Regions from separate parts of the Homo sapiens genome. Here region 2 is linked to region 1. A link is a loop called in an ENCODE intact Hi-C map of the cell type or tissue named here. Cell type or tissue: MCF 10A. All regions are shown on one strand. Links, peaks and the distances in the headings refer to the core of each region. The heading gives the core; the rest is flanking DNA. Region 1 has its middle 8.5 kb from the start of HNMT. Region 2 has its middle 30 kb from the start of LINC01832.

What was found. A loop is a pair of places that touch in the nucleus more often than their neighbours do. Peaks named below come from ENCODE experiments on the same cell type or tissue, not always from the same donor. Only the 100,000 strongest peaks of a DNase experiment are listed, where the experiment ranks them.
Region 2: a loop joins it to region 1, with 2.5 times the contacts of the local background. A loop is called at or near these places in 19 of 110 quality-filtered maps.

The regions. Positions count from the first base shown.
Region 1 is chr2:137,948,447-137,963,412 of GRCh38, forward strand. No RefSeq gene overlaps it. Among named protein-coding and RNA genes, the nearest start is that of HNMT, 8.5 kb to the right of the region's middle. In MCF 10A, for the core only: no CTCF peak of the experiment used is centred there; a DNase peak (open chromatin) is centred at 8,805.
Region 2 is chr2:138,063,747-138,080,890 of GRCh38, forward strand. No RefSeq gene overlaps it. Among named protein-coding and RNA genes, the nearest start is that of LINC01832, 30 kb to the right of the region's middle. RefSeq lists an enhancer at 8,324-8,825. In MCF 10A, for the core only: no CTCF peak of the experiment used is centred there; DNase peaks (open chromatin) are centred at 7,785, 8,115 and 8,695.

The DNA.
Region 1 (14,966 bases), core at 4,803-12,802:
TAATAAAATATGTAAATATTATTCAAATCTATCAAAATATGTATTTAAAATACCAATCATTGAAATGGCATATAATTGATATTTGTATATAATTATAAATATACAAATTTATAGAAATGAAAATATAAGGGTTTTAGCCCTTATATTTTTTAACACCAATAAGTCATTTAAAGCTATCAACTGAAAAGTGAAATAACAGGCACTAAAACTTAGAGAAATTATGGTTAGGTTTATTTTGAGCCAAGTTTGGGGTCTTAAGCCTGGAAACACAGACTCAGTGCAGACTGAGAATGAGTCTCCAAAGTAGGTTCCATGAGGCACAGTATATAATTTCCTAATAGAAGGATGCATGTGGTACAGAAGGTGGGAGAAGCAGGGCCATGAAGCAGCAGTTACATTCCTATGATTCTGACTGGTGCTCAGTGACACTATCCATAGGTGATATATATGCATAAAGTGTACATGCAGTTGAGCGGGTAGGGACTAAGGTTAGGCATCTGAGGATCTGGTACAGGGTGAGTGATTCCATCTTGTCTTTGTTCTACCTCTGATACACGTTTATAACCTGTACCTGTCGGTGAAATACTTAACAAACTGCAGTTACGCAGGTAAGAGGTCAAATTTAGTTTATAGGCCTAGGTTTTATTACCCATGTGCCTGACTGCAACCATCGTGGCCACTGTTAAAATTTTCTTTTGATTTTTTTTTTTATGACAAAGCCTATAGGCCCTTGAGGTTTAAAGATTACACATTATAAAATTTCAGCCAGGTACAGTAGCTCATGCCTGTAATCCCAGAGCTGTGGGAGGCTGAGGTGGAAGTATGGTGGGAGGCGACGAGTTCAAGACTAGCCTGGGCAACATTGAGAGACCCCATGTCTAAGAAAATAAAATAAAATAAAATAAAATGTCAGTGTCATATCAGAATTTAACCACAGAGCTGTGGTATAAAACAATGCATCCTCCTGTGACAAGAGCTAGCTGTTTTTACATAGAATAGACTAGCTTAATTCATTCACATCCAGGAAACAAGCTCACCAACTGATTTAAGATTTTATGCTGACTGTAATAGCTATAATAGTTTCATCTTGTATGTACAGAATAATTTATAAAGGCACAAGGTGATACTTATTAGATCATTTGAGCCTCACAGGTGTCATATGAGGTTGACAGAAGAGTGTTACTCATGTTCTATTTTACAGAGAGAAGGATTTAAGTTCAGCAGAAGTAAGGTATTTGTCCAAGATGAGATGACTAAGAAGTGGCATAAATCAGATCTTCACTGGGTCTCCAGGATCCAGGTAACAAATGGAAGCAGGACCAGCTTTGGCTGCTGAGGAGATAGCAGGCAACTGCTAGGACTCTTTACTACTAGATATTCCATGGGAACCTGGAGGACTTGGGGCTGGCAGGTTCTGTCTTGGTATCCAGAGGAAGTCTAGAAAAATTCAAGAAACTTAGTAAAGATAAAATAACTTCTTTCCTGCCACCCACATGTAGTTTCCAAACTTTTTTTTTTTTTTTTGGTGCAGCAGAAATCCTTTTTCATAAGAAAACTAAGTTGATCTGCTCTGGTTGCAGGAGAACCCAGGGAGCTGCTGGCTTGGGTTGACTCTACCCTCTCCACATGGCTCCTGAGAGACCGCAGAATGGAAAGGTTCCAAGAAATACGGTCAGAAAAAAATTGTTTAAAAACACTTGCAGTATTCAGGATCCCTCTTTATAAGCAATAGAAACAGATGCTAGCCCACCTAGGCAGAGAAGGTATTTATTTGAATCCTCTGAGTGGTTTTGCTTCACTCACAGCATCATGGGGAGGCCTGGAGAAGTGGACCTGGTAGCTGCTTGCCGAACAGAAGCCTGAAACAGCACCTGGAATAGGTGTGGTGAGGAAAACTCTGCTTCATGTCTTGTGCTCTACTGGGCCTTGGTGCTTTGAGCCCATCCATATCTCTCCCCCGCGTTACTGAGTAATAGAGGACATGGCAAGCACAGTAGCTAAGAAAAGAGGAAGTAATAGGTGGACAGAGTCACCGGGAGAAAGACAGGAAAAATGAGCAGCCTGAAATATTTCAAGGAATAACTTAAAGAATTGTATTTTTCTGAAGCAATATGGTGACATAGATACATAGTGGCTATTGACTTTGATTCTGAGAATAAATGTTTCCTCTCACAGCCAACATTCCATCATCTATAACTTCTTATCATTCCCCAAGAGCAACAGGCTTTTTTTTTTTTTTTTTTTTTTTTTTTGAGACAGAGCCTTGCTCTGTTGCCCAGTCTGGAGTGCAGTCGAGCGATCTCGGCTCACTGCAACCCCCACCTCCTGGGTTCAAGCAATTCTCCTGCCTCAGCCTCACGAGTAGCTGGGATTACAGGTGTGTGCCATCACACCTGGCTAATTTTTTTATTTTCAGTAGAGATGCGGTTTCACCATATTGGCCAGGCTGGTCTTCAACTCCTGACCACAAGTGATCCACCCGCCTCAGCCTCCCAAAGTGCTGGGATTACAGGCATGAGCCACTGCACCTGGCCTAAAATTTCTTGATGTGTTTATTTTTTAAATGTTTTTAAAATTTCAATAGCTTTTGGGATACAAGTGGGTTTTGGTTACATGGATGATTGTATAGTGGTGAAGTCTGAAATTGCAGTGCATCTGTCACCCGAGTAGTGTACACTGTACCCAATATGTAGTTTTTCAATTTCTCGCCCTCCTCCCACCCTTCCACTTCTGAGTCTCCAATGTCCATTATCCTACTGCATGCCTTTGTGTACCTATAGCTTAGCTCCCACTTATAAGTGAGAACATGTAGTATTTGGTTTTCCATTCCTGAGTTACTTCACTTAGGATAATGACCTCCAGCTCCATTCAAGTTGCTGCAAAAGACATTACTTTGTTCTTTTTTATGGCTGAGTAGTATTCCATGGTGTATATATACCATATTTTCTTTATCCAATCATTGGGAGATAGGCACTTAGGTTGGTTCCATATCTTTGCAATTGTGAATTGTGCTTAATAAACATATGTGTGCAGGTGTGTTTTTGCTATAATGATTTCTTTTCCTTTAAGCAGATACCCAGTAGTGGGATTGCTGGATCAAATGGTAGGCCTACTTTTAGTTCTTTAAGAAATCTCCATACTTTTTTCCATAGAGGTTGTACTAAATTACATTCCCACCAGCAGTGTGTTAGCATTCCTTTTCCACCACATCCACACCAATGTCTGTTGTTTTTTAACTTTTTAAGTTAAAAAACATTCTTGCAGGAGTGAGATGTTATCTCTTGATGCCTTTCTTAATGCCTTCTGCTGCTTGGAAATTCGACCCTGCCACCTACACATTTCTTTCAGAAACTCTTAGCTCAGAGGTTACCCATGGTGAAAAGCATGATTCATACCTCAAGTCAAACTTCCACATCCTAGTCCTGCGACCAGTGGCAATTCACTGTTCTGGGCCATGGTCTCTTCATCTGGAAAATGCGGGCAATGCAGGTTGATGGAGTATTAAAGAAGTTAATTGAAGATGACTATAAACTATAACACAGTTTACAAATATAAGGTATGATTATTATAATATCCTTCTCTTCTTCTCTCTCTTTAGACCCACAGGGTTCTTGCAAAAAATAAAAATAAAAGAGTGAAAGCATGCCCCTCTCCCACCCACACACACTTTCCCTATGATCCTTTTCTATCAGCACATTCTCCTGACTTTTGGAACATTCCTTCTCAGGTCTGAATTCTTTAATCACCATAATTAATCTGAGGCCTTGGTTCTCAAAGTTGGTGTTTTTCTGTTTGTTTTGTTTGTTTGTTTGGTGTGTGTGCAAAGGAAGAGAAGTCAGGAAATCCCAGCAAAATTTAAGGAAGTGGGAAACTGAGGAGAGGTGGGAAGAAGGAATTAGGGAGGTGGAGGGGACAGGTTAAACGTCAAGTCTACTGATAAGCATGTCTAATCTAAAGCGAAACTGACACACTTGTTCAAAGTTTCCAAGTTGACAATGTTCATTTTTTTATTTTTAAAAATTTACATACAGTAAAATCCATTCTTTTTAGTGTACAGTTCTAGGAGTTTTGACAAATGCCACTGAGATGAGAAGTCTTCTCCCAATCGAAAGTCTTTTCTTGATCCAATGTTTCGTGGTCTCAGGGGCTTCAAGAAATGAAGCCATGGACTGCAGCGGCGAGTGTTACAGCTCAATGAGAGAAACACGTGGATCCAAAGAGTGTGCGGCGGCAAGATTTATTAAAGTGAAAGGGAAAGTAAAGCTTCCACGTGGTGGAAGCGGACCTGGAAGGCTTGCCGTTTCTGGCTTGGGTGTCTTATGCTTATATCTCCTTATGATCCCTCCTTTTTTCCTTTTTTAGTCCTGTAGAATTAGCTTATTTTTTATCCACTTGTGGATTGGCGGGCCTGATTAGTTAAAAACATCAGGCTGCAGCTAGAGCTTAAACTCCCTATATGATTGGTTGAAGTTTCAATACCTTAGCTTGCAGCTATGACTCATTTTGGCTTAGGGGCAAGTCCCCTTAGGGAAGTCCCTATTGACCCAGGAAGTCCAGCCAACTTAGCCAATTAGTCCCTCACCACCATTATTTTCAGAATGCAGAATGGTGCTGTCTCTCCATACAAACTCCCTCTTGCTGTTCCTTTGTAGCTCACCCTCCCACAGCCCTTAACCCCTGAAAGTCACTGATCTTCTCTGGTTCTCTCTTGGAATTTAAAAATTTGAAATGAAAATTTTTTACCTGAGCAGCAGATGTGATTTACCTCTTACCTCAGTATTGCCTGTGGTCTGGATTTTTGTCGTATGTACTTATAGTAATAAAGTTTAGAGAAGAGCTGTTGTCTTCAGAGCATTCCTATCATTATTTTGGCAAATGCTCTTCCGTCTGGGTGCTAAAGGAAGGTCCTGAGGGTAGGGAGGATATATTGTGTTTGCAAAAATGAACAAGATCTCATAGAAAGGCCATTTTTAGCACAGAATTGCAACACTGGTCTAAAATTAAAATTGCTTCTCCATGAGAAACAACCTTTATTAAAGTAAGTACAAATTCTTTCAGGAGAATCCCAGATTTGATATAATTTTTAATTAAATTTCTCAAAAGCTGGAGCTCATTTATTCTTCCCTCTGTCTGCCACCTAGCAGCAAGCTGCAACATCCTCTATTCATGGGGATCTTGCTTTGAATTCTAATTTCAAGTTGAGTTTTCATACATAATTTTGGCTCATTCCAAATTTACTGAAATTATTTTCTTGAATATCATCAATATCTACTTTCGGCTCACATTTTCACTATGGAAGTCTCCCTGGATATGGCTATTAAGAAGTTTGAGCTATATCTCCTTTCAATACTGGATTGCAGTTAGTATTTTAAAACAAATTAAACAAAACGAATTCCCCAAACAAATTCAATTCCAATATGCATTAATTTCCTATCCTGACTAGAGATAAAAAGGTGATAAAAATGAAACTTAGAAAAATGATTCTAGCAGCAATATTATGAAAAACATGAGCTTTTCACTGTTTATCTGACTAGTAAAAGACCAAATATGTACTGTGAAAAGTTTTAATCAACTTTGACATTTTGTTCCTGGTCCAAACTGAGGGTCGGGCAGCTATCCCTTGCGCGCCAATAACAAGATGCAGATGAATTGGGGAGAAACAGAGTTTTTATTTCTGTAACCAGTCACAGGGAGAAGGCCTGGATCACCAGACCAACTCAAAATTACAAAGTTTTTCAGAGCTTATATACCTTCTAAGCTATATGTCTACATGTAAGTGTGCATTCATCTAATGTTGTAAGTGAATAACTTCTTTTAATCCGTAACTAAGGCCTAAGTCCTGAAGACCTTCCTCTGGAGCCTCAGTAAATTTACTTCATGTAAATGGGTCCAGGTGCTGGGGTGATTACCCTTATCTTGTCTCCTGCTAAATCATGGAGGTTTGGGGAGTTCCCACAGACCTCCAATAAACTTGTTTGTGGAGGCCTGGGGAGTTGCTTCAGACCCACAGTAAAACTTGTTTAATCCTGAATAGGTTCTGTTAAGAGTTCCTTTGTTATTTTGTCATGTTTTAAGGCCCAGGAAAGGCCTAAGCAAAACTCTTGGTGGGCATTTGTTACATTCCAGCCTTTATATAAGGGTACTGACTTTTAATATTTAACTTAACCACTCAGTCAGTACTGAAACAGTTGTTATGGAGGCCTGCATTAGTGAGACCTGGCCTGTCACAATTTCAACCAGCATTTCATTAGGCACCATAACTAGAAACACAGTATAAAACAGAACATACACTTGTGAGAGGCAAAAATCACTGTACTTTTAAAAATTGTCTTTACTTCCTTTTTTGTTTGTTTTAGTAGTATGGAGTTTTGGAGACAAGATCATCTACAGATCAATTCAGAATTATCAAATAGCAAATTTTCAAAAATTATTGAGTTAATCTCCATAAACCTTCACCATCTTTGACCCAATCTGCATTTCACTGCTGCTAGAACTGGACCAGTGGAAGTATTAATTTGGAGTAGTAGAGCAGAGAGTCTTTAAATACACTTTTGGGAACATTATGCCTCTGTTTTTAACCATGTGTTTATTAACTACAAATTTCAGTTGATGGCACAAAATGTGTGCCAAATTGATAACTCTGGAATGTATTTTACCAGAGATCATCTCTGAGCTACTTGAGCTGACTGACACCCCATGTATAATGTCTGATTATACAACATCCTGGGAGCTACTTCTTCTATAGGCATTGACTATATTTAAAAACAACTGCTTTGGGAGGCCGACGCAGGAGGATTGCTTGAGGCCAGGAGTTCAAGACCAGACTGGGCAACAGAGTGAGACTTCCCAATGCTACAAAAAAAAAAAAAAAAAAAACTTAAAGTAGCCAGGCATGGTGTCTTATGCCTGTAGTCCTAGATACTTGGGAGGCTTAGGCAAGGGGATTGCTTGAGCCCAGGAGTTCAAGGCTGCAGTGTGTGGTGATTGTGCCACTGTACTCCAGCCTGGGTGACTGAGTGAGACCCTGTCTTTAAAGACAACAACAACAACAACAACAACTCTTAGAGTCCTATGTAGGAAATAATAAAATAAACATTGAATTCATATGCATTTTGTTTTTAATTAGCCATATTTATAAACAGACTTTAATTATTTTCTACTGCCTGAGAACATATGGGTAATTACTTTGATCCCCTTATGTTTTCCAAATTGTTAGTGCATCACAATGGTATAATCTATGCTTAGAAATGCAAAGTAGCTTTGAATTTGTATTAGGGAAGGAGGAGCACCAAAGAGTCAGAGAATGAGACACATCGAGTGCCAAATGTCTTACAAATGGCATCCTAATTCAAGCCTGAAATATGAGCCGTGTCTCTGATTAACAGGTGTAAACTCAAGTAGTCTTAGAATTTTAGAACTGGAAATGAATGATGGCATCTAGTTCTCTACATCTGAAGAAATTCAAGGCAACTGAATTAAGTGCTTGCTCAAAGTCACACAGGGAGTTAGTAAGCAGTGTAACATGGAGAGAAGCAGGAGCGGGAGTCGCCCATTAGTCCATCTTCTGACCCCCAGCGAGCACAGGAGGAGAAAGGGACAGACAGCTCTGAAATTCTCAGATCTGAAAAGGAATCCCATCATCATGGGACTCCTAATGACCTCCCATTATCAGGTGCCCGCTGATGAGTTTCCCAAAACCCTGATACATTCCCAAGAAATAGTTTTCAGCCAAATACCCTCATCAAACAAAGTCAGTCTTCTTTAAGAGTTCATGAGTACTAGCTCTCATTGACCTGTAGCTATCACAATAGACACCTTTTGTTTTCACTATTTTATCTGGCATTCAGTGAGTACTTAATACATTCTAGGTATTTTGCTTTATGCTTTTTTTTCTTTTTCTTTTTCCACTCACAACAAATTAATTTACTATAGTAGGCACTTGTTCTGGTTATTGACTGTTTGATGCTAGATACATTTCTGGTCCTTCCCATCCTCTACTAGGTACTTCAAAAAGTTGAATCCTACAAGTTATATCACCCATACTTCCTTGCCAACTGGTTTTCAGCTAGTTTTAGTAAAGTGGGAAAATTGGTAGAGATGAGGGGTCAGGAAGAGGAGACACTGGGTACTTTTGCCCATGTCCTGATGTTTCAGGCAGCATCCTCAAGAGCGCTTGTTCTACCTCCCACTATGCAGCTTGAGCTCCAGAACTTTGGTAACACCTGCTCCTACAGGTGGTACAGGTGGCAAGGGCATCCTGCCTTGAGGACTTGCTCACCTTCCTTGTTTGCTTTTCAGTTCTTCCAACACCTTTATCATGAGCTACCCATATTAAAAATTATCTCTGGAATCCTGGACAGAGATTTTGCCACTTGTATTGAAACCTGACTAATACAGCATTATTGTGTTCATCCCATAAATGAAGGAACTGAAAGTTAAAGATGTCAACCTCACACCAGAGAGTTTATTATATGCCAGGCACTAGGCTGAAAACCTGATACACATTATTTCTTTTAATCCTCACAAATTTTTATGAGGTAGGAATTATTATCTCTATTTCACAGGTGAGAAAATAAGGCTCAGCCAAATCATATTACAAGGCATCTCAGACAGGAGAATGTTCTAGCCCAGGAGAATGTTCTAGTCCTGGGATTTGATAGACTATATTTTTTGGTATATTGAGCAATTTTTTGGTATATTGAGCACATACTTCTTCACCAGATGCCAGAGAAGTTTGCTTACCACAACCCCTCTGTTTATAAAATTCCTTTTACATGAAGCTTTTCCCTTCACCAGATCCCCACCTCCACACTGGTGCTACCCCTTACGGTAGTCACTGAAGATTGCATCATCTGTAACATGGACAGTAAGACAAAAGCTCATTTCATGAATTGTATTATTGGATTTTGGTTTGATTTTTTGTTTTGATAGCTGTCCAGTTCTTGCTAATTTTCCAGGTTCTAAATACTTACTGACCTTTACCTTTGAGAGGAGATCTAGTACTTTCAAGGTGACAAAATTTTTTTTGATTATTAAAAGGAAAGTTAGTTCACAGACTCTTTCTTTTTTGTTGTGCCTTATTCTTTGTTCACATCCTTAAATATTTCAAAATAGCTTTATATCGCTAGAATTTCACTGATTACTCTTTATGTCTTTTAACAGGATTTGTCTGTCCATCTGCTCTCTTCCTTCTCAATTAATTATCCTCCAAGTATTTTGTCTCTATCACAAGATGGTTTGGTTTGTCCCTGATTGGGTATTTTGGGCCTTTCCTTTCTTAAGTTAATTAAAACAAAACTATTATAAACTCCACATTAATAAAGCATAATTGAAACAACTAAGTCATTAATAGTAACAAGATACATGGCATTATTACCAGCTGTGTGACCTTAAGCAACTCACATTGGTAAATTTGCCTAATAACACGATGTCAAGGGGCTGCTTACCCAGAGACTATCTTTAGGTTATCATTTATGATTTATTGACAATCTTTAGATACAGTGGCTCTACTAGCTATGAATATATATACAACTACTTTTAGTTTCACAAGCCCACAAAAATTTATCTTTTTAAAAGATGGAAGGCATTTAACTAGAACTTCAAGAAAACTTAAAGATCATCTCACCTCTCATCTTTCCACATTTTTTTATATATGGAAAAAAAAGTTTAGAGCAGATTTACCTAGTAAGAGGCTAGGCTTGTATAGCATTCCATTTTCTTGCTTCTTATTTCCATATTTATGAGAAACTTATCTAAGTCTCCTGTAGAATGTAAGATTCCTGATGCCTATTATATTTGGCTGAAATTACCAGTCTAATCAAGCTCTAAAATTTTATGTGCTATAATTCCAATCCTTCCTTTGAGACCACACTTGGGTCAATCTTCCTGATAACTTTCAAATAAGCTAGCAGATCAAGTAAATCAACCAATTTGTATAAAATACGTCTTCCTCCATTCTTGTCAAGTGAAAAGAAAATGTGATTCTTTGACCTATTTGACTAAGATATTTTAACAATATTGCTGTTAACATATACCTATGTAGTATGCTACTTAGATGATGGGACATAAGAATAAGAAGCTAGACCAATGAGCATGGTGTTCAGAAGACTAAAGACCAGGATGAATAGAAATATCTGAACAATGCTGTGTAGAAGAAAATGGGTCCTGAAGACTTTGCTACTGTTTTTTCTTCTCTTTTGTTCATTTGTTTATTTTTTGGTATACCACATACAGAAGAAGAAAAATGAAAAAGGGAAAGCCTTTGTTTTTTGACCTAGCACAGATGGTGTTCTATTAAAAGGTGATAGAAAGAACACAGAATTATTCCACTTTCTCTTTGCTTCTATCTTTCTCTTTGCTCCTATATTTTGCTCCAAAACAATCTTCATATTGGAAAGACACAGAGTGGTGAGAGGTAATATGGCATAATTTTTTAAATGAGCCTTGGAATCAAACATTAATTTGGACCGAGGCTCTTCTCTTAGGAGTTATGTGGTCTTAAACTATTTATCTGCTCTGAGTCTCACTTGATGGTGTCAATAGTTCCATCCCCCAGAGTGTTAGAAGTATATAAGGTGCTTTGACACAGTAACAGCTTAATAATTGATATATAATAGGGGATGGATGCCCAAAATAGGTAAGAAAATAAATAAGAATTTTAAATTAGGCAATAATTTAAGGTCTAAAAAAATTACATTTCAATGTGCTGAAAGAACTTATAAAAGTAATACTGATGTCACTGCTGGTAACTTTTGAAAAGTCATGGCAAATGATAGATGTGGTAGATTGTTGCTTCAATTTTCCAAAAAAAAGGGAAAAAAAGATTTTCAAGATTCAGTAATTCCAACCAGCCAGCTAGAAGGAAATTCCAGATGCAGTATGGATTATGAAACAGATATTCTATATGCAATTTTAAAAGGAAGTTGTGATTGCTGAAACCAGCACTTAATCAAACACAAAACATGCTGAAAGCAACAAGATTTCCTCTTTTTTTTTTCTTTTGAGGGGCTGCAAGACTAATCAGAGAAATGTCATCGCCATGATATATTTGCATCTGAAGAGGACATGTGACAAAGGTTTTATGAATCTTTAATATACTAATGTGCATTATGAATATCCAGAGGAAGCTACTGAATTCAGCACTTTTTAAATTATTTGACCATGGAACCCATTTTTTGCAGAGTAAAATCTGAAAGAAGTTGGGTTGGGCATAACTTTGGGAAACACTAGTATATGCCTGGAAAATAAATCTCCACTTTTTATGTAGCTTTGGGGATATTGTGTTTATTTTCAAACATCATCTTTTAAAGGAACCCAGACAAACTAGAATCTTTCCAAAGGAGGGGCCAGAGTAATGAATTATATAATGCTATATTGTAGAATAAATAGTTAGGAACTATAAAAGAGACACCTGGGGAGTAAGGTTGTCCTGACAGTTGATTTCAAGTTTCTTAATGGTTGTTATATGGAGAAAGAACTGGATTACTTCTGTTTAGTTTAAGCAACCAGAAATAGGAGTAGTATCTAAGAATTATAGGGCAGCAGGTTTTGGCTGAATAAAAAATTGTTGTGAGAGTGCTAGTCCTGGGGTTTGACAGACTATAATTCAACAGCAGTCCTGCAGTTTTTGGCTAGGCAGCTTAATCTCTCAGAAACTTGGTTTTCTCATTTGTAATAGGGGGAAGCTGATGGAGGTACCACAAAGAGTAAATCCTACATTAAATTTGAAAAGATCTGTACAATTCCTGGCACATAGTAAGTGCTCAATAAATGGAATTCTGGTGTTATTGGTAACATATAGAGCTACTCAATAATGAAAAGGATGGAGGACATCTGATAGCAGAGAACAACTCAATAGTGTAAATGTTCAAGCATATTCTTAATTATTTAAAAAAGAACTGAAAGTCTACTTCAGGCAACACATCACGGGAAGTAGCTGTGACTCAGTTCCTGTCTTTATGAGCTAAGTCACATGGGGACAAGCAGGGGAGTTAAGGCAAATATATTAAACAACAATAACACAAGGATGAATGCTTGCAAGAATCTCAGAAATTACGAGCGTGAGTGCTGATTATTTTGAGGGAAATATGGAAGGCTATATGAAAGTGGTAGCATATGAAGAATAGAAAATTTTTCAATGGATGCGGTAAGAAAGGAAGCAGCATGTTACAGAAGGGACTATTATGAGGAGATGCTGTAGGCAAAAAAGCACAGGAATGTATCCAGAGAAGCAGCACAGTTTGAAGGGGATATAAATGCAAACTAGAGGTAAATGAGACACAATTCTGGATAATTATTGGGGGGGCTACAGAATGGATCTTGTACTTGACGTGGGGGTCAGTGGGGAGACTAAATATTATGAGAGAAAGAAAAGAGTGTCTTTATCCAAACTTACTTAAAAAAAAACATGAAGTTGACAGTGGCAATAAAATTGGTTAGGATCTGTGTGATTCCTAAAGCAGGAAAGCCAATAAAAAAAAAAACCACACACACTATAGTATAACTGGCCAGCCAAATGCAGAAGGTTGAAACCGCATCCCTTCTTTACACCATATATAAAAATTAACTCAAGATGGATTAAAGACTTAAATATAAAACCCAAAACTATAGAAACTCTGGAAGACAACCTAGGCAATACCATGCAGGACATACACATGGACAAAGATTTCATGACGAAGACACCAAAAGTAATTGCAACAAAAGCAAAAGTTGACAAATGAGATCTAATTACACTAAGGATCTTCTCCACAGCAAAAGAAACTATGAACAGAATAAATAACCTACAGAATGGGAGAAAATTTTTGCAAACTATGCACCTGACAAAGATCTAGTATCCATTATCTATAAGGAACTTAAACAAATTTACAAGAATAAAAAAAAGACATGAAAAAGTGGACAGAGGACATGAATAGACACTTTTCAAAAGAAGACATACATGCAGCCAACAATCATATAAAAAAAAGCTCAACATCACTGATCATTAGAGAAATGCAAATAAAAACTACAATGAGATACCATCTCACACCAGTCACAGTGGCTATTATGAAAAAGTAAAAAAATAACAGGTGCTGGCAAGGTTGTGGAGAAAAGGAAACACTTATACCCTGTTGGTCAGAGTGTAAATTAGTTCAACCATTGTGGAAGACAGTGTGGCGATTCCTCAAAGACCAAAAGACAGAAATCCCATTCAACCCAGCAATCCCATTACTGGGTACATACCCAAAGGAATATAAATTGTTCTGTTATAAAGACACATGCATGTAAATGTTTATTGCAGCACTATATGCAATAACAAAGACATGTAATCAACCTAAATGCTCATCAGTGATAGTCTGGACAAAGAAAATGTGACATATGTATATCATGGAATACTATGCAGCCATAAAAAATATGGGATCATGTCTTTTGTGGGGACAAGGATGGAACTGGAGGCCATTATCCTTAGCAAACTAATGCAGGAACAGAAAACCAAATACTGCATATTATCACTTATAAGTGGGAGCTAAATAATGAGAAAATATGGAAACATTAGATGGGAACAACACACACTGGGGCCTATTGAAGGTGGAGTGTGGGAAGAGGGAGAGAATCAGGAAAAATAACTAATGGGTACTAGGCTTAATACCTGGGTGGTGACATAATCTGTAAAACAAGCCCCAATAAAACATGTTTACCTATGTAACAAATCTGTGCATGTACTCTTGAACTTAATTTTTTTTTAAAAAAAAGCACAATAAGTGAAAAATAAAGAGAATCTCAAGTAAGGTGGAAACAGTGGAGACGGAAAGGAAGTCCTCACTGGGATCCACATGAAGAACTGGCTCTGTTGGAGAATATTTGACAGCAGGCAAGGGAGGTGATGGTCTCAGAAGACCAAGTTTCAGTTAAGGGAGGCCTTAACAGCAGCTTTCCAAGAGAAAGTCATGTCAGGAGTATTCCTCAGCAGAATAGCAAACAGAGACTCTTACTAAACTTTTATTCAATAGATGAATACATTATTGGCCATTTTTGGTTTTGGTTAAAGTGAAACAAAAACAGATAGATGTTACACATGAATGAATGAATGATTTGGGTTGAGCTCTAAAGAGAAAAATGGAAGATGGTAATAGAAGCAAAAGTTTGTCAGAGCCCATCTGAGGAAAGGGAAGGCTGGTTGGATAGAGATGTGAGTAAAGAACCAGCAAAGACCTTATCTAAGGATGAGTGAAGGGCACAGGAGCTAAATCAGGGCTTGGCCAAATAAGGCCTGTGGCCAAACCCAACCCTACCAACCTGATTTGTGCAGCCCATGAGCTACCAATAACTTTTATGTTTTTATATGGTTAAAGTAAATTCAAAGAAGGATAATATTTCATGACATGTGAAAATGATATGAAACTCAAATTTCAATGTCCGTGAATAAAGTGACGACTGTTTTTGTCATTTTATATATATATATTTTTTTTGCAGAGGGACTGGCTTGCACTTTTTAAACATTAGTTATATTATTCTCAGTACAACCCTATAAGATAAAATTCATTCCCATTTTACTGATGAGCAAACTGCAGCTTATGTTTCAGCCAAAGTCAGACAGTTCATTAAGGGCAGAGTCATCCATGGCAATCTGCCTGTCCAGATATTACACTTTCCCCCGGGGTAAAAGCACTGGCTCTAAGAATAGTGAGAACAAAACATACTTATAAAAGGGAGTTGGGGGCTGGGAATGGTGGCTCACGCCTGTAATCCCAGCACTTTGGGAGGCCGAGGCGGGTGGATCACTTGAGATCAGGAGTTCGAGATCAGCCTGGCCAACATGGTGAAACCCTGTCTCTACTAAAAGTACAAAAATTAGCCAGGCGTGGTGGCGGGTGCCTGTAATCCCAGTTATTCGGGAGGCTAAGACAGGAGAATCACTTGAGTCCAGGAAGCGGAGGTTGCAGTGAGTGGAGATCGCACCATTGCACTCCAGGCTGGGCGACAGAGCGATA
Region 2 (17,144 bases), core at 4,395-12,394, 110 kb after region 1:
AATGACACACACCATCTCAATAATTCTCTCCACATTATTAACGTTATTTGTATTAAAAACTCATCCTCAGTTTTGGCATTAAGGTGATCCAGCTATTTCATGGCTGTTCTGCATACTAATCAGGTTACAGTTCGAAACAGACACAAACATACCCTCCATTTTGGACAAGAACCCAGACAGCTATTTTGTTTCTCTGCTTGCCAAACAAAATTCACTATATAAATTAACCTTCTTCATTAAAAAAAGGATAATCTTCACCTCGGTGATAAAACATACCAAGTAGGGAAGAAAATATTTTATTGCAAATCTGACTTAAAATAAGAGGTAATAAAACCAATTTCTTCTAAGTCTTCCAAAGCACTGTCTTTTAAAGACTATATCTTGTTCCCTAATTATAAGGTAATTCACGAATATAGTAAAAATATTTGGAAATATAAAACAGAAAGACTATATATAACATATATGAAATATATGTTCTCTTTTAAAAGCTATTTAGACTAAAAAATTACAAAGTAAAGAATAAAAATTAGAAAAAATTTCAAAATCACTCACAATTTCCCCAAGCAAATAAAGTAAGCATTATAAATATAATGCCATAGGAGAATTGCTTATTGCTTTGGTTTTCCAGGTGTTAGGTCTCTGCATCTGTGAATAGAAGAATGGAATGGGGAGTGTCTTCCCATCTGGCTCCATTTGCAATATAAATATTATAATTTTTCTTTGATTACATTATTTTCCAATTTTTGTTTATCCTAAATTTACATATTTTGCTAGTTCTATATTTTCATTTGCATATACTTACAATTGTATTTTAATGATAGTTGGAAGAGGCTACTCACCCCTTTAAATCAGAAATCTATTATTTTTAGGATGGGGAATGCCAATGAATTGATAGTGAGTAAGATCTACTGCCAAAGAGTGTAAGGGTTTCCATAAAGTGTGGGTTGTTAAGGACGCTAGATGCAATTTTTGGCAGAAAAGGCCAAAGTAAAAAATTTCTAAAGGCAAAGAAAAACATGGAGAAAATTGTCCTATAATCATTATACAATAACAGATTCCTCTGTTGGCCACCTCGCAGATTCCTGTGTGAAAAGAGGAGGTAGAGTTGGCCTGCCCATTTAGTCTCATTGGAATCATTCCTCTTTTCTACTTGGTGACATTTGCTTCAGATCATTAGCAACCAAGAAAGCAGTATGTAAGCTGGCAGAAAAATTGAAATGGACACTGTGGTGTATTTTTCCCCCTAAAGATCAAGGTTCAGATACTCAGGGATGTAAAATAGACAAAAAAGCAGTCACCTATGGAAAATATGATGTGAACTTTATCCCAATAATGTAATATTATTTGGTATAGAAATCATCTCCTTCACCTTCAAGAGGAAAGCTTTGAATATAATTTACCTGACTTCTGTGGCTCTTGGTGATAGTTTCTCATGGAGAGGCTTGTAGGTTGGTCTCTGCTAAATGTGCCACTTTTATGGAATCATAAATGGTGCTTTTCTTGAAGAAGGACTAATTTAATCAGAAATAGAATTCTAAACCTCTTAATATTCTATAGGGCTCTTATAAAGTTTGACATTGTAAAATCTGAAATAGCTCACAGAAAATAAAAAAAAAATACTTAGGATTTCAGATAAGAAATGCAACATCTTTATACTTGGGAGAGGGAGAAACCTAGCAGTAGAGCATTGGACAAAATGCCCTATCTCATGCACATCTTGTCTAACCCTGGTTACATCGAATTCTCTACCTACTCTACACCTGCTTCCTAGCAAGATGAGCAGTGGAACTTCCTAAGCAGTTGGACATGGCTAGAGGAAAACCACACAGCCTTATTAACTGGCATCACTTCATTTTTAAGACTGTAAACTTGAAGTTGTCCCATTGTTAGGCTATCCTCATGATACCAGCTGACACTTCAAAGTGCCAGGCTCTGTTTTGAACTCCCAAGCAACTCTATGGTGTAAGTACCATTATTATCTCAGTTTTACAGATCACAAAACTAAGGCACTTAGCTGGATGTTACTTGAGGCCATGATCATAAGTGACCCAGCCAAGACTGGATCGCAGACACTCTGGCCCAACAGTCTGTGACTAGTAAGTAGCACATTATACTGCCTCTGTTGTCATCTCTCATGTTTCTAGTAAACTTGGTTCTCCACTGTTAGAGACCAATATTTACACACATACTTTCTCTTAAAACCTACAAGAATCATTCCCTTTTCTTCATTCTTAATTGATGACCTTGGTTTTATTTCCCTGAAAAAATAAATTATTCAGAAAAGGACACATTCATCTTTCCATCTACCAAGCTCCACGAATTTCTATCCATACACCCTACTCTCTTTCCTGACACAGTGGGTAGGGTAAAACATCCTTATTCAGATAAGGCTGCTGGAAACTGTTCCTCCAAAGTGTACTGATTTCCATTCCCTCTTGTCTGCTCTGGAATTTGGCTCTTACATCAAATTTATTCTTTCTATTGGATAATTCCTATCAGCTTATGTAGTAGAGGCAGTGATGCTACAAAAGATTTTCTTTGCTATCCTACATTTCCCATGGCCTTTGCAGTTACGCAGGTCATGTGACTAGTTTTGACCAATTAGATGTGCATCACTTGCAGGCTAAGAGTGAAAATCCCATTCATTCTTTTCTAGTGTTTCTCTTCTGCTGCAGCAATGAGGTGTCTCCATATTTGAGATACGGAGCAGATATATGACAGATACAAAACAACAGAGCCTCAATCAGACTGTGAACTCGAGAAACTAGGGAGCATAGCCTTCAGCCAACCCTCCTTGAATATATAGCATAAGTGAAAAATAAACCTTTGTTGTAGACCACTGAGATTTATGGTCCAATTTGTTACTGCAGCATAATTTAGCCTATCCTGACCACTAAAGCATGTAAACACATTGTGAAAAAAAAATCTTGATCCTATATCTCCTCCAGCTATCTTCAATTTTTTCTTCTATGTTTAGAAAAAAAAAGAAATGAGTGCATTTTCTATATTCACTCTTCACTTTCTCACCTTCCATTTTCTTTTAACTCTATAATCAGGCTTTTATCCTCACTCATCACTCTTATCAGTGTCACCAGTGCTTTTATTGCAGTAAATTCATCAGTCAGTTCTATGTCCTTGTATTACTCAAACATTCAGAAAGCTCAGAATACTCTCTTTACTTTATTCTCTGTGAAGTTTATTTTTTGCACAGATGGCTCCTCTTCAGTTCTGTTTGCTGGTTTCTTTTTCTATATCCTTCTTTGAATATTGTCCTGCCCCCATTCTTGGTCCTTTGCCCTGTTCTCTCTCTGCCTCCCTCAGCAATCTGCCATTTCCGTGATCTCATATAGAATCTACATGTTGATAATGTCCCAATTTGTATTCCCCATCCAGACCTCTTCCAGACTCCAGACTCATCTCTAACTTACTGTTAGTAGTACTAGCAGTAGTTCACAGGTGCTTAAAACATAACTTGTTCATATCCACATTTTTTTCCACCTCAAATCCCTAAAAGGTCTCTCTCACTATCTTCTTCATCTCAGCCACCAACATTCTACTTGCTGAAGCTCAATCAGGGCCTGTGCTTAAAGGAAGGTAGTACACTGCTCTTCTAGATGCCTAGATATTGAAATGATTCATTCCATAATCTCAAATCTTTCTCTCACCTCAACAGCCCCACATCCAGGTCACTAGAAAGCCCTACTGGGTTTACTCTCAAAATATATCCAAGTCCCGTTACTTTTGTTCACTTTTTCAAATATCACACTTCTCTGAGATAACCATCTCCTTCACAGACTTTAGATATTATCTCAAAACTGTCTGTGTTGCTTCTACTCTTGCCACTCAATAGTTTATTCTCCACACAGTCACCAGAGAGCTCCTTCAAACTACACCTCAGATTCTGTCCCTTCCCCTGCAACACTCTACCACAGTTTCCCATTGCATGGGGGAGGACAGCCCAGCTCTTTGCTGTGGGCTCCCTTGTTCTCTGTGGCTCTCCAACCTAACTCCTGCTTTGCTCCTCCTCACTCCTTCCACTTCAACCACACTAGTTCCTTAAAGTTTTTACAATACCATGAGCTCATTTTCTGCTCCCAGGCCCTTACACCTGCCATCCCCTTCCTTTTGAACACTTCTTTGTCAGAACTTTATACAGCTTGCTCTTTCATATCTTCAGGTCTCTTCTCAAATATCACCTCAGGAAAGCCTCTCCTGACATCTAAAGCAGTCTTACCACTTCCTACATTGCACCTCCTTTAATTTCTTGGTAACATCATGATATGCAAGTATATTTTGGGGGGTTTTTTGAGACAGAGTTTCACTCTGTTGCCCAAGCTTGGGTGCAGTGGTGCAGTCTCGGCTCACTGCAAACTCCACCTCCTGTGTTCAAGCCATTCTCACCCCTCAGCCTCCTAAGTAGCTAGGATTACAGGTGTGTGCCATCACACCCAGCTAATTTTTGTATTTTTATTAGAGATGGAGTTTTGCCATGTTGGCCAGGCTGGCCTTGAACCTCTGACCTCAAGTGATCTGCCCGCCTTGGCCTCACGAAGTCCTGGGATTATAGGTGTAAGCCACCATACCCAGCCTGAAAGTATATTTTTGCATATCCTTCTTTGCCTAACTATTCGGTTTTTGTCTTCCCTACAATAACTTAAATATAAGGAGTTGTCTTGTTTGTCCCTGGATTTCTAGTGCTCTGAATAGAACCTAGCATCTAGTACATGTTCCATGTCTCTCTGTTGAATAAATGAATGATCAACCATACATCCAACTTTGTATATAGTACCTTTGAAATGGTATCATTTTTCTTCAGATTTTAATTCCCAAAGAAAGGGAAAGAGTCAAGCAAAAAATCTCCCTGATATAGAAAAGATCACAAATCATCCCTATCTGAGCAGAGACCAAGTCTACAAGTAGTTCACAAATTGTCTGGGTTTTGGTCAATTTATTTTTTTTTAATTATACTTTAAGTTCTGGGATACATGTGCAGAATGTGCAGGTTTGTTACATAGGTATACATGTGCTATGGTGGTTTGCTGCACCTATCAACCCATCATCTACATTAGGTATTTCTCGTAATGCTATCCCTTCCCTATTCTCCTGCCCCCTACAGGCCCCGGTGTGTGATGTTGCCCTCCCTATGACCAGTGGGGTGTTAAAGTCTCCCACTATTATTGTGTGGGAGTCTAAGTCTCTCTTTATAGGTCTCTAAGAACTTGCTTTATGAATCTGGGTGCTCCTGTATTGGGTGCATATATATTTAGGATAGTTAGCTCTTCCTGTTGTGTTAATCCCTTTACCATTATGTAATGCCCTTCTTTGTCTTTTTTGATCTTTGTTGGTTTAAAGTCTGTTTTATCAGAGACAAGGATTGCAACCCCTGTTCTTTTTTTTTTTTTTTTTTTTTTTTTTTTTTTTTTTTGCTTTCCATTTGCTTGATAAATAGTCCTTCATCCCTTTATTTTGAGCCCATGTGTGTCTTTCCACATGAGATGGGTCTCCTGAATACAGGACACAGATGGGTCTTGACTCTTTATCCAATTTGCCAGTCTGTGTCTTTTAATTGGAACATTTAGCCTGTTTACATTTAAGTTTAATATTGTTACGTGTGAATTTGGTCCTGTCATTGTGATGCTAGCTGGTTATTTTGCCTGTTAGTTGATGCAGTTTCTTCATAGTGTCGATGGTCTTTATAATTTGGTATGTTTTTGTTATGGCTGGTACCAGTTTTTCCTTTCTATATTTAGTGCTTCCTTCAGGAGCTCTTGTAAGGCAGGCCTGGTGGTGACAAAATCCCTCAGCATTTGCTTGTCTGTAAAGGATTTTATTTCTCCTTAGCTTATGAAGCTTAGTTTGGCTGGATATGGAATTCTGGGTTGAAAATTCTTTTCTTTAAGAATGTTGAATATTGGCCCCCACTATTTTCTGGCTTGTAGGGTTTCTGCTGAGAGATCCTCTGTTAGTCTGATGGGCTTCCCTTTGTAGGTAACCCGACCTTTCTTTCTGGCTGCTCTTAACATTTTTTCCTTCATTTCAACCTTGGTGAATCTGATGATTATGTGTCTTGGGGTTGCTCTTCTCAAGGAGTATCTTTGTGGTGTTCTCTGTATTTCCAGAATTTGAATGTTGACCTGTCTTGCTAGGTTGGGGAAGTTCTCCTGGATAATATCCTGGAGAATGTTTTCCAACTTGGTTCCATTCTCCCTGTCACTTTTAGATACACCAATCAAACGTAGGTTTGGTCTTTTCACATAGTCCCATGTTTCTTGGAGGCTTTGTTCATTCCTTTTTGTTCTTTTTTCTCTTGTCTTCATGCTTTATTTCATTAAGTTGATCTTCAATCTTTGATATCCTTTCTTCGACTTGATTGATTCGACTATTGACACTTGTGTATGCTTCACGAAGTTTTCGTGCTGTGTTTTTTAGCTCCATCAGGTCATCTATGTTCTTCTCTAAACTGGTTATTCTAGTTAGCAATTCCTCTAACCTTTTTTCAAGGTTCTTAGCTTCCCTTCATTGGGTTAGATAGAACATGCTCCTTTAGCTGGGAGTAGTTTGTTATTATCCACCTTCTGAAGCCTACTTCTGTCAATTCATCAAACTCATTTGCCGTCCAGTTGTGTTCCCTTGCTGGCGAGGAGTTGTGATCCTTTGGAGGAGAACAGGTGTTCTGGTTTTTGGAATTTTCAGCCTTTTGATGCTGATTTTTTTTCCTCACCTTCGTGGATTTATCTACCTTTGGTCTTTGATGTTGGTGACCTTCAAATGGGGTTTTGGTGTGGACATCGTTTTTGTTGATGTTGACGCTATTCCTTTCTGTTTGTTAGTTTCCCTACTAACAGGCCCCTCTGCTGCAGGTCTGCTGAAGTTTTCTGGAGGTCAATTCCAGACCCTGTTTGTCTGCATGTTACCAGCAGAGGCTGCAGAACAGCAAAGATTGCTGCCTGTTCCTTCCTCTGGAAGCTTCGTCACAGAGGGGAAGCTGCCAGATGCCAGCCAGACCTCTCCTGTATGAGGTATCTTTTGACCTCTGCTGGGAGGTGTCTCCCAGTCAGGAGGCATAGGGGTCAGGGACCCACTTGAGGAGGCAGTCTGTCCCTTAGCAGAGCTTGAGTGCTGTGCTGGGAGATCCGCTGCTCTCTTCAGAACTGGTAGGCAGGAATGTTTAAGTCTGCTGAAGCTGCTCCCACAGCCACCTCTTCCCCCTGTTGCTCTATCCCAGGGAGATGGGAGTTTTATCTGTAAGCTCCTGACTGGGGCTGCTGCCTTTCTTTCAGAGATGCCCTGCCCAGAGAGGAGGAATCTAGAGAGGCAGTCTGGCTACAGCAACTTTGTGGTGCTGAGGTGGGCTCCACCCAGTCCAAACTTCCTGGTGGCTTTGTTTACGCTGTGAGGGGAAAGCTGCCTACTCAAGCCTCAGTAATGGTGGATGCCCCTCCCCACACCAAGCTCGACTGTCCCAGATAGACTTCAGACTGTGTGCTGGCAGTGAGAATTCCAACCAGTGGATTTTAGCATTCCAGGTACCACTAGGGTATGAGAAAAAAGTCCTGCAGCTAGCTGGGTGTCTGCCCAAATGGCCACCCAGTTTTGTGCTTGAAACCCAGGGCCCTGGTGGTGTAGGCACCCAAGGGAATCTCCTGGTCTGTGGGTTGTGAAGACCATGGGAAAAGTGTAGTATCTGGGCCGGAGTGTGCTGTACCTCACGGCACAGTCCCTCAGGGCTTCCCTTGGCTAGGGGAGGGAGTTCCCAACCCCTTGCACTTCCCGGGTGAAGCAACGCCCAACCGTGCTTTGGTTTCCCCTCCATGGGCTGCACCCACTGTCTAACCAGTCCCAGTGAGATGAGCCAGGTACTTCAGTTGGAAATGCAGAAGTCACCTGCCTTCTGCATTGATCTCTCCAGGAGCTGCAGACTGGAGCTGTTCCTATTCTGCCATCTTGCCAGCCACACTGTCAATTCATTTTGTAAAAGTCACCTCCTGAATGTGTAGGTTTTTGCAGTCACTGGATCAGCCATGCAGTCAATGCAATTCAGCCTCAGAAGGGGTAGAGATTGAGTGTTTTTAAACTTTTTTTTTTTTTACCTTCCCAACATGGGCAGTGTTTACTTTGAACAATTTCCAACACAGAAACCACAATTTATGAAAAGCTCTGAGGCATTAACCTTGTTGCATCCCCTTTCTTGCTGTCTGATTTTCTTTTCACCTTCAAGTACTTAAAAAGCACATTTGCCCTTGTTACTAGAAAAACTAATGTTGGGCAATTGATTAGAATCTTTACTAATCTTCGTGTTTCCTGAATTCATATTAACAAAAGAGTGAAAAACCAACGGCCTCATTTGAGGTCATTCCAAATAAAGCCTCATCTTCATCTTCCCATTTGAGCACTCAGTTTAAGAGCAAAACTCATCACGGAGCAGAAAAAAGGGCAAGTTTTAGCTGTTAAGCTTCAGGCTGACTTGATCCGAAATAAATGCTTTGTAATCTCTCTTTAAACAAAAGCTTTAGCTTCTGTAATCCTCTTCTTTATCATTCCTATGGAGCCTCCTGAGGCTGAAACTGCTGTTCACGTCATTTTTATAAACAGCCTAGATCTCTGCCCACAAATTGCATTCCAAGGGTGATGGCAGTGGTGTCAACTTAGCTCAAGGCGCAAGTGTCATGAGTCATGTTTCCCTCCCTTTGGAGACACCTGCCCAAGCAAATCCCAAGCATCCTCTGCTTGTTTTCTCATTGCACAGACGTCCTGTTACTGAGCATCCATTCAGCCAAGAGCCCTAGCTCATTAAAGCATGACTAAGAGACTATTGTGTCTGTCTGCACCTTCTGTTCTTGAAAAGCCTTCCATTTGGTGTGTAAATACTCACTGTGACACATTGCATTCAGGGCTCCATCCAAAGCCTGGTGCCTTTGACAGGGTCCTTCAGTGCCTGTAAATTTCCACTGCCTTTCCTAAAGGAAACAGCAAGGAGGCTTAGGGTCCATGACATCAAACTGATGGTCTTAGGAATGATGATCTAACCAGAATTGAAATGGCTTACACTGGCTGAGTCACCATGGACTTTCAAACAGGTATCTGAAGATACATGTTGATAAAAACCTTCATGTGGAGGCAATGAAAAGCTATACTTCAAATAAATGGCAAAAAATAAAAATAAAAACATAGCTCTGTGCATAAATATTAGAGAGAACATGCACCATTTGCTGCACCTCTTATAGCAGAGCCATGTGTGCTCCTGCCTGAGTGCAACACACATACACCATACACATAAGGACCCTTTCCCAATAGCTACCCTTCTACCTTCTCACAAGCTCAACTTCTAGCTATTTGTATGAGAAAAACAATCTCTGGGTAAATCCTCATAAGACTGACTTGGACTTAGAACTTGGGTCAGACTCATTGCCAAAGTAGAAGCCATAGCTGGGAATAAAGAGATCTGGATTCTTAAGTAGTGCCTAGTTAATGAAAGGGGCATGGGCTATTGAATTAAACAGACCTTGATTTAAATCCCCCATATGTTATTTATTAATTGTGTTAATAAGCAAGTACCTTAAAGTGTGAGTCTCACTTTCCTCTTATATATAAGGCTTCCTGAAAGCATTAACAGTGATGTATATGAACTGGCCAATACAAAGTAAGACCTCAATAAATGGTGGGCACCTTCTTTTATATGCCAGCTTGTATTCTTATTGGACAAGGTATGCAACCTCTTTGGGCCCCAATTTCTTTCTGAAAGAATCAATTCTAGTGCTCAAAGATTCAGAACTTAGTGCTTACACTTTGGGAAGGAGGACTGATGTAAAGAATCAGGATTTTCTGGACAAGTTGATGAATCTCCTCCCTCTCTTTGGTGTCCCTGAATGAGTGATAGATGGATAAAAGTCCAGTGTCCACATATGCACAGATGCTAATAAAATGAGGTGGAATGATGGTAAGGCCTTAAAGTAGAAAGTATGAAACCTCCACTCTTGTCTTGGCTTTCTCTCTTTCCCTTGCTTACTCACTCTATCTCCTTCTCTCTCTCCCTTTCTCCAAATGTCAAATGTAATCTCTGCCTTAAATTTTGTAAAATCATCAACACCCTTGTAAAACAACATACAAACATAAGTTATTATTATTAACTATGTAATCATTGTTGCAGACATACTTTTAAGTCAGTGTCTCCAATCTTCCTTGGCTGTAAACTACATTCAACTCTGTATTTTCCTAGAAAGAGGTACTTGAAGAAAAGATAATGCTCTTAGAGGGCGTTATTTAGCAAATACAGGGTAAAGGAATCATGTATTTTTTGCATTTGGGGAGTTTTCTGAAAGTTCTCTTTTCCACACCCATACTTGATTTGTATTAGACAATTTCATCTCTTACTCAGAAAAAAGGCAGGGTTTCACACTCTGCCTAATGTTGTAAAAGTTTCAAAAAAGCTTTAAAAAATGAGAGTAATTTTGTGAAGATTTTCTTGACTGCTGTTAGAAAAATTAACTTCCTACAAAGGAAACAAATGCAGCTGTACCCAAAATGGCATCATTTTAAAAACTGTGCATGTACAGGGACTCTCTTGATCCCTTATAATAGGTAAAGGATAATAGAATTGAAATGGGATTAATCAGTGTGTATATGTGTATTCTGTTTTGAGTTTATCCACTGGTATTTTTCACTTTCTTTTTTTAAGGTTATCAATCTGTCCTAAAATTGCCTTCAAAAGACATGAATTTGTCTGGCTCAAACATTGGAATTTTCATTCTTTCTCCTACTGATTTTAGTAACTACGGTAACAAACTGATGTCTTTGGCTGCCTTCAGTTCCTCACCTTATGGATATTTCCAAAAAAGGTGCTAACTTTGAGTTAGCAAGGTGCATCTCTAGAGCAACTCTGATAGTAACTAATCATGGAGTAATATCCACTAATATTCCATATTCTATTGGTTAGAAGCAAGTCCCAGGTCCCACTCATGACAGGAGGCAGGGGGTATGAGGGTGGAGTCCACCTTAGAATCTGTCCATCACAATTAGTATAGAAGGCAAAATCTTGGATGGGGTTAAAGGACCCTTCAGGAGCAATCAATACCCTTCAGGAAGGTAAGATTTGAGGTGGTGATAGAGATAATAATGTGGCCAGTCCAGGGATGCTCATACCTGGAACATCATTAAACCCATATTTTAAAAGTATTTGCTCCTTGTTTATCTAGAGAAGAAATGAAGACATTTGAGGGAAGAAAAGAAGAAAAAAAGAATGCTGAAAACAGTAGTCTAGTTTGGATATTTACTAATTTAAATAAATCCTTGCATTTAACTTCCACCTTCTAAAGAAGTAGGTCTAGTGATCATCTGCTGTTACTCAGCTATATTCTCCATGGCCTCCCCATCCTAACCCAGAAGCAGACTATAACATTATTCCTTTTAACTACAAATAATACTCATTCTAAGAGAAATTTTGGTAAATTTAATTTTCTCTCTTTCCATTTCCAGTGATACTACAGCATTGTCTAACCTATCAATTTCTAAGTAAGAGACTATATCCTTAATTGGGCTATGCTTTTATATTCATATGGCAGTCTTTAAACTCAGCAGTGTGAAAGAATTAAGGTGGGTAGTAGCCTTAAATACTATTAGTTTTTTGGTTTTTTTTTTTTTAAACACCACCTAAGACAACTTTTAGCTCCATAGGTCTAGGCTGTTTCAGTGACCCAGAAATCATGCCAAAAGAGTATTAGCTTCATTGTTAATATAGTCATAATAGTTTCCTACTTGTCTCAAATTTAAAACTACCAAGAATTTCCTTTGGTTACAAAACAAATAAATATCCCCTCATCGATATGCATAATATTGTAAAATTATAGTGTGAAAATTATCAACTTGTCTTACTTCATGGCAACAACTTTTTATGGCTCTTTCCTGGGGTTCCCACACAGGCTCTGGTTCCTGGGTCATTTCTCTCCTCCCATATAATTACCATTCCATAAGAGGGGATTATACTCACCCCTCCTTTGACTCCTTACCCTACTGCTATGTGGTATCAGCTTTAGATATTGTTGAAAAATGTTGTGATTTCAATCACAACGTTCTGATAATGACAATTTTATTAGTATGCTAAGACTTCCAGAACAATATACCGCAGACTGGGTAGCTCAAACAATAGAAATATATTTCTCACAGTTCTTGAGGCTGGAAGTCCAGGGTCAAGGTAATAACAAGTTTGGTTTCTCTTGAGACCGCTCTCGTTGGCGAGCAGATGGCCACTATCTTGCTGCGTCCTCACATGGTCTTTCACTTGTATGAGTGCACCACTAATGTCTTTCTCTCTTCTTATGAGAACACCAATCCCACTGGATCAGGGGCCCATCCTTATAATCTCATTTAACTTTCATCACCTCTTTAAAGGTCTTCAAATACAGTCATATTGGGAATTAAGCCTTCAACATATGAATTTGGTGGAAGGGGCACAGTTCAGCCCATAACAACCATCTTGCTAACAAATTTGGTAACAATTATTCAGGCTTTACTTGAATAATGCATTTTATTTCATACTCTTGACAACTCCCTTCTTAAAAAAAACTTCTAATCCCCCTCAGTTTCTACAACAGTATCCTTTCCTGGTTCTGCTTATTTTCTTGGCCACTCCTACTCATTTTCCATCCAAATTTCTCTTCTCACACCTTCCCTAATTGTTGTTAATTTCTATGCTCAGTCCCGAGCCCTGTTCTTACCTCACTTAAAATGATTTCCCTATGGAAATCACGCCACAACTTCAAACATGATCTACTTGCTACAGACACACACTCATAACTCTAGTGTAGACCTTCTCTTGTTCCTGAAATTATATGATTCACTTTGTGCTGAACATCCTGGGACACAGTAGGCATGCAATCTATACTTGTAAATTCATTCACTCATCCATTCTTTCCAAAATTATTCACTGATCACTTGCTAAATAGAAGGCACTGTTTTAAGTGCTTGGGATACATCATTAAACAGAAGAGACCAAGATCCTTGTCCATAGGGAGCTTCCATCCTGGCAGAGGTCAAGCAGTGGTCAATGAACATCCTGAATAAGTGAAGTATACAGCATGTCAGAAGGTGTAAAGTGCTATGAGTAAAGAAAAAGTAGAGCAAAAAAAGGAGGATTAAAGATGGGTCAAGGGGGAAGTTGAAGGATTAGATAGTCAGGGGAAGCTCAATGAAAACGGAATGTTTGAACAACGGTTTAAAGGAAGTGAGAAAATAAATCCAATTGTAACATAGGCATTTCAGATATAATAGGTCTAAAACCTCCTTTCAGCTCGTCTCTTCCCTGAAGTTCCCAATGTGATTGCCATTCATTCTTTTACTAGAGTGACCACATAAATTTGACCGCCAAACTGAAACACACTGGAAAATAAAAGGATGGTACTACAGGCATAATCCTGCCCAGCTCCAGACAAGCTTGAATATACAGATGCATGGGGGACTAGCTGTCACCCAAGACAGAAACTTGCGAGCCATCCTTGCTTTTTCTTTCTCCCTCATCCTTTTTTTTCCCAACTTGTCCCAATAGATCACCAAGCTTTTTGATATGACCTCTAGAATATCTCTTCTCCATTTTTACTACTGCTGTCTTACTTCAGGATCTTAGGATCTCTGACTAGGACAGACACGTGGCCTCAAAAATGCCCCACTGTGTCTCAGTCTGTTCCCTCTCAAATCACTGTCCTGAACATCAGACAGAATCTTCTTAAACACTCATATCTAATCTTGACATTCTCATTTAAATTTTCTGGAGAAAGAGGGGAAGGAAAGGTTTGGATAGAGAACATTTGCAGAGGCTGAGAAGAGCAGGCCCTGGCAGATTCAGGCACCCTCCCTGCTCTGCTGATGCAGAAGCCAACACAGCCTGTGGGTTCCTGCTGCAATCTAGACTGGTGAATACCTTCCCTGAAAGGTAAGAACATGGGGGGAATCAGCCACTTATCTCCAAAATCCACAATTTCCGCAGTTCCAGGTCCAAAACTCAGTGTCTCACTAAGATTAAATGGCCATTATTGTTCTTAAGATTTGGGAAATTAAAAATATATCAGATCTCTCTGTATTTCCTATTTCAGCCCAAATGAATCCAATTAGATTTCACTGCAAACTATAAAATACTCTAGGCCTATTTCCTCTTTAAATTGATTATAAATGTTGATGCTTGTAAGTATAAGTGCAAATTAATCTAGGGAATTCCACGAAATTTTATTTCTTAATTAAGTAATTTAAACTAAATTACTTAACTGAAATGACTACTCTGGCTCCTAAGATTGTTCAAGGTCAGACAAATGTAATCAAATATAATTTAGTTATTTTTCATTTGCCATAACCCTTTTCATCAAACTCATTTCACTGCTTTGGACTTGATAGAAAGAAGAATTTGCACTCTTGAACTCTCCAGAGACTGGGATTAAGATTATGGGAGGCAAGACGAGGTGACAACATTCAGGTCAATTGGAGAAGTTTCTGGAAAACAGAAATGTGGTCTCTATTACACTGAAAAAGAGGCAGGGTGTTAGACTGCCCAGAAATTAAACTTTCTGCTGGTATACGTGTGGCATTGCTCCAGTGAGCACAATCCATTTGGCCAGCCAGATGGACCAGTCCTGGCAGCTTTTCAGTCTCATGCACAAAACATTTCAGCCTGGGAAAGAAAAAAATCCCCAAACAAAAATATAAATAGAGAAGATTCAGCATTGTGGCGAAACAATGGGGAAGACTCATGGTCTCACAAATGAGGTTTCTACAACATTGTCTGTGCATTTCACACATTCTGTTTCTTTTTTTCTTGATTTTTAATAGCTTATTTATCATAGGTGAAGGATGAGATTACTTATCTGAGGCTCCATGCTTTTGGCAGAAAACCTTTATAATGCTCAGTTACTCTCACCTAGAGGGAAGAAGGCAATTTCTAGCCTCTTTCTGTGGAAATATACTAAATAACAGCAACAAAGAACATTGATAATAATCTAAACTGAAAACAATTATTTGAAGATGCAAACTTTTTTACTGTCAACTATCAAAGAGACTCAGGCTAAAAGGATGAACTCACCAAAGATATTATTATTTTTTTCTTATTTAGGAAGACTTAGCCTTTCTTCACTTTCTAACACCATTGAGTCCAATTCAAGTTCCCCATTAGCTTGAATGATAATTATCTTCTGTCAGTCAAGATCTGCATCTGAGTTGAAGTCCATTGATCATCCTTCAGCTGAACTGCCGTGCCTACTCAATAATCATGGCCAGTTTCAATTTCTGAAGTCAAATGCTTACATAAGGAAATGGCATCACTGTAGTCTAACCATGTTTCTTCCTTCCTCACCTGGAGTTCTCTGAGGGAGGGAGAGAGAGAAAGAAATCCATTTTAAACAGTCATCTCAATTTATACTTTTCATAATTATGAACTTTTGAATTTATTCTAAATGTATATTTTAACTCACTAATCAATGGTTTACTGGGGAGAGGGTTAGAAGGTATGAAGTAAGTGAGGAAATGTCGATGTCTTTTACTTACTGAATAGTTTAATCAAACACATTTTATTTTTTGTCTTTAGGTGTATAAATTCAGCCAAAGCTTAAAATATGGTCTTTTCTCCCCTCCTTCCTCCTTTTCCTTCCTTCCTTTCTTCTTTTTGTGTGCCCTTTCTTCTTGCAAAGATTTATTTAGTTCCTACTTTATGCCAGGTACATGCTGGGGAATCTCTGTGACTTACCAATAAAATAAAGCATTTTTGGTGAATTCCAGGTATTATACACAAACTGTCTACATTGCCATTCGCCAATCTTCAAGTTCCTCCATTATTTGCGTATTGATGGGATATCAAGTTTCAGATCAAATATCACAAATAAAAGCTCACAGGTGGAATAATCTCCAATTTTAGATTTTGTTTTGTTTTTAGTTATGGTTGGACCATACTTAGTCTGGCTTGTTTGGAGAACTAGATTCCTTAACCCAATCTCAACAATTCATTCAGAAATATTGGAATTATTTTTTAATTTCAGATGAAGGATAATATAATTTTCTTTTTGTAATATTGTAAAACATATATTTGGTGTTCAATCCTCTTTCCTGGCATACAACTTCTGAAATCCTTAGAAACTCCAAAGTGATGTCTTCTGGTATGCTAATGAGTTGACTGATAATTGACAGCCCCTAGCTGCTTCAGGATGGGGCTGATCCCAGGAAAGACCAAAGCAGAATTAAAGGATTGGAACTTTAATCCCCACTACCAACAACTGGGGAGGAAAGCGGGGTTGAAGGTTAAGTTGATCGCCAGTGGCCAATAGTTGAATCAATTATCCCTATGTAATAAAGCTTCCATAAATACTCAAAAGGACTAGTTTCAGAGAGCTCCTGAATAGCTGAACATATGGAGGCTTACAGGAAGGTGAGCAAGAACTCAAACATGTGCTGGGAGGATGGCACACCCCAACTACACAGGGACAGAAGCTCCTGTGCTTGGGACACTTCCAGACTTTGCCATATGTATCTCCTCATCTGGCTACTTATTTATATCCTTTAAAATATCCTTTGTAATAAACTAATAAATGAGAGTAAGTGTTTCCCTGAGGTTTGTGAGCTACTCCAGCAAATGTAATCATAACCAAGGAGACAGTTGTGAATTTATAGCTGGTCAGTCAGAAGCACAGGAAAAATAACGTGGGGCTTGGGATTGTCATTGGAAGTGAGAAGTAGTCTTGTGGACTGAGCACCCACCTTGTGGGATCTGATGCTAGCCCCAGGTAGATAGTGCTGGAAATTAATTAAGAAAACCCAGCTGGCGTCTGCTGCAGGTTGATTGCTTGCTTGTTGGTGGGGAGAACCCCCCCACACATTTGGTCACAGAAGTCTTCTGTGTTGATTATTGTTGTGATATGAGAACAGAGGAAAAACAGTTTGAGTTTTTTCCCCCATGACTGTCCTTTTGTACGAACTGCCTTTTCAGAAGCAATCCATTCGTTCACATTTTTCTGTCACTTCTGCAACCAGTCCTTTGCCACCATGGGCTCAAGTTCCTGATAAAATTCTCAGAATCCAAGGGAATGTTAAAGTCTCTTTGAGGGGTTATTTCTTTAATTATGTTTTCCACCATAATATGAGCTCTATATGTTTCTCATCTTGCTCTCTCGTAAAGCCTC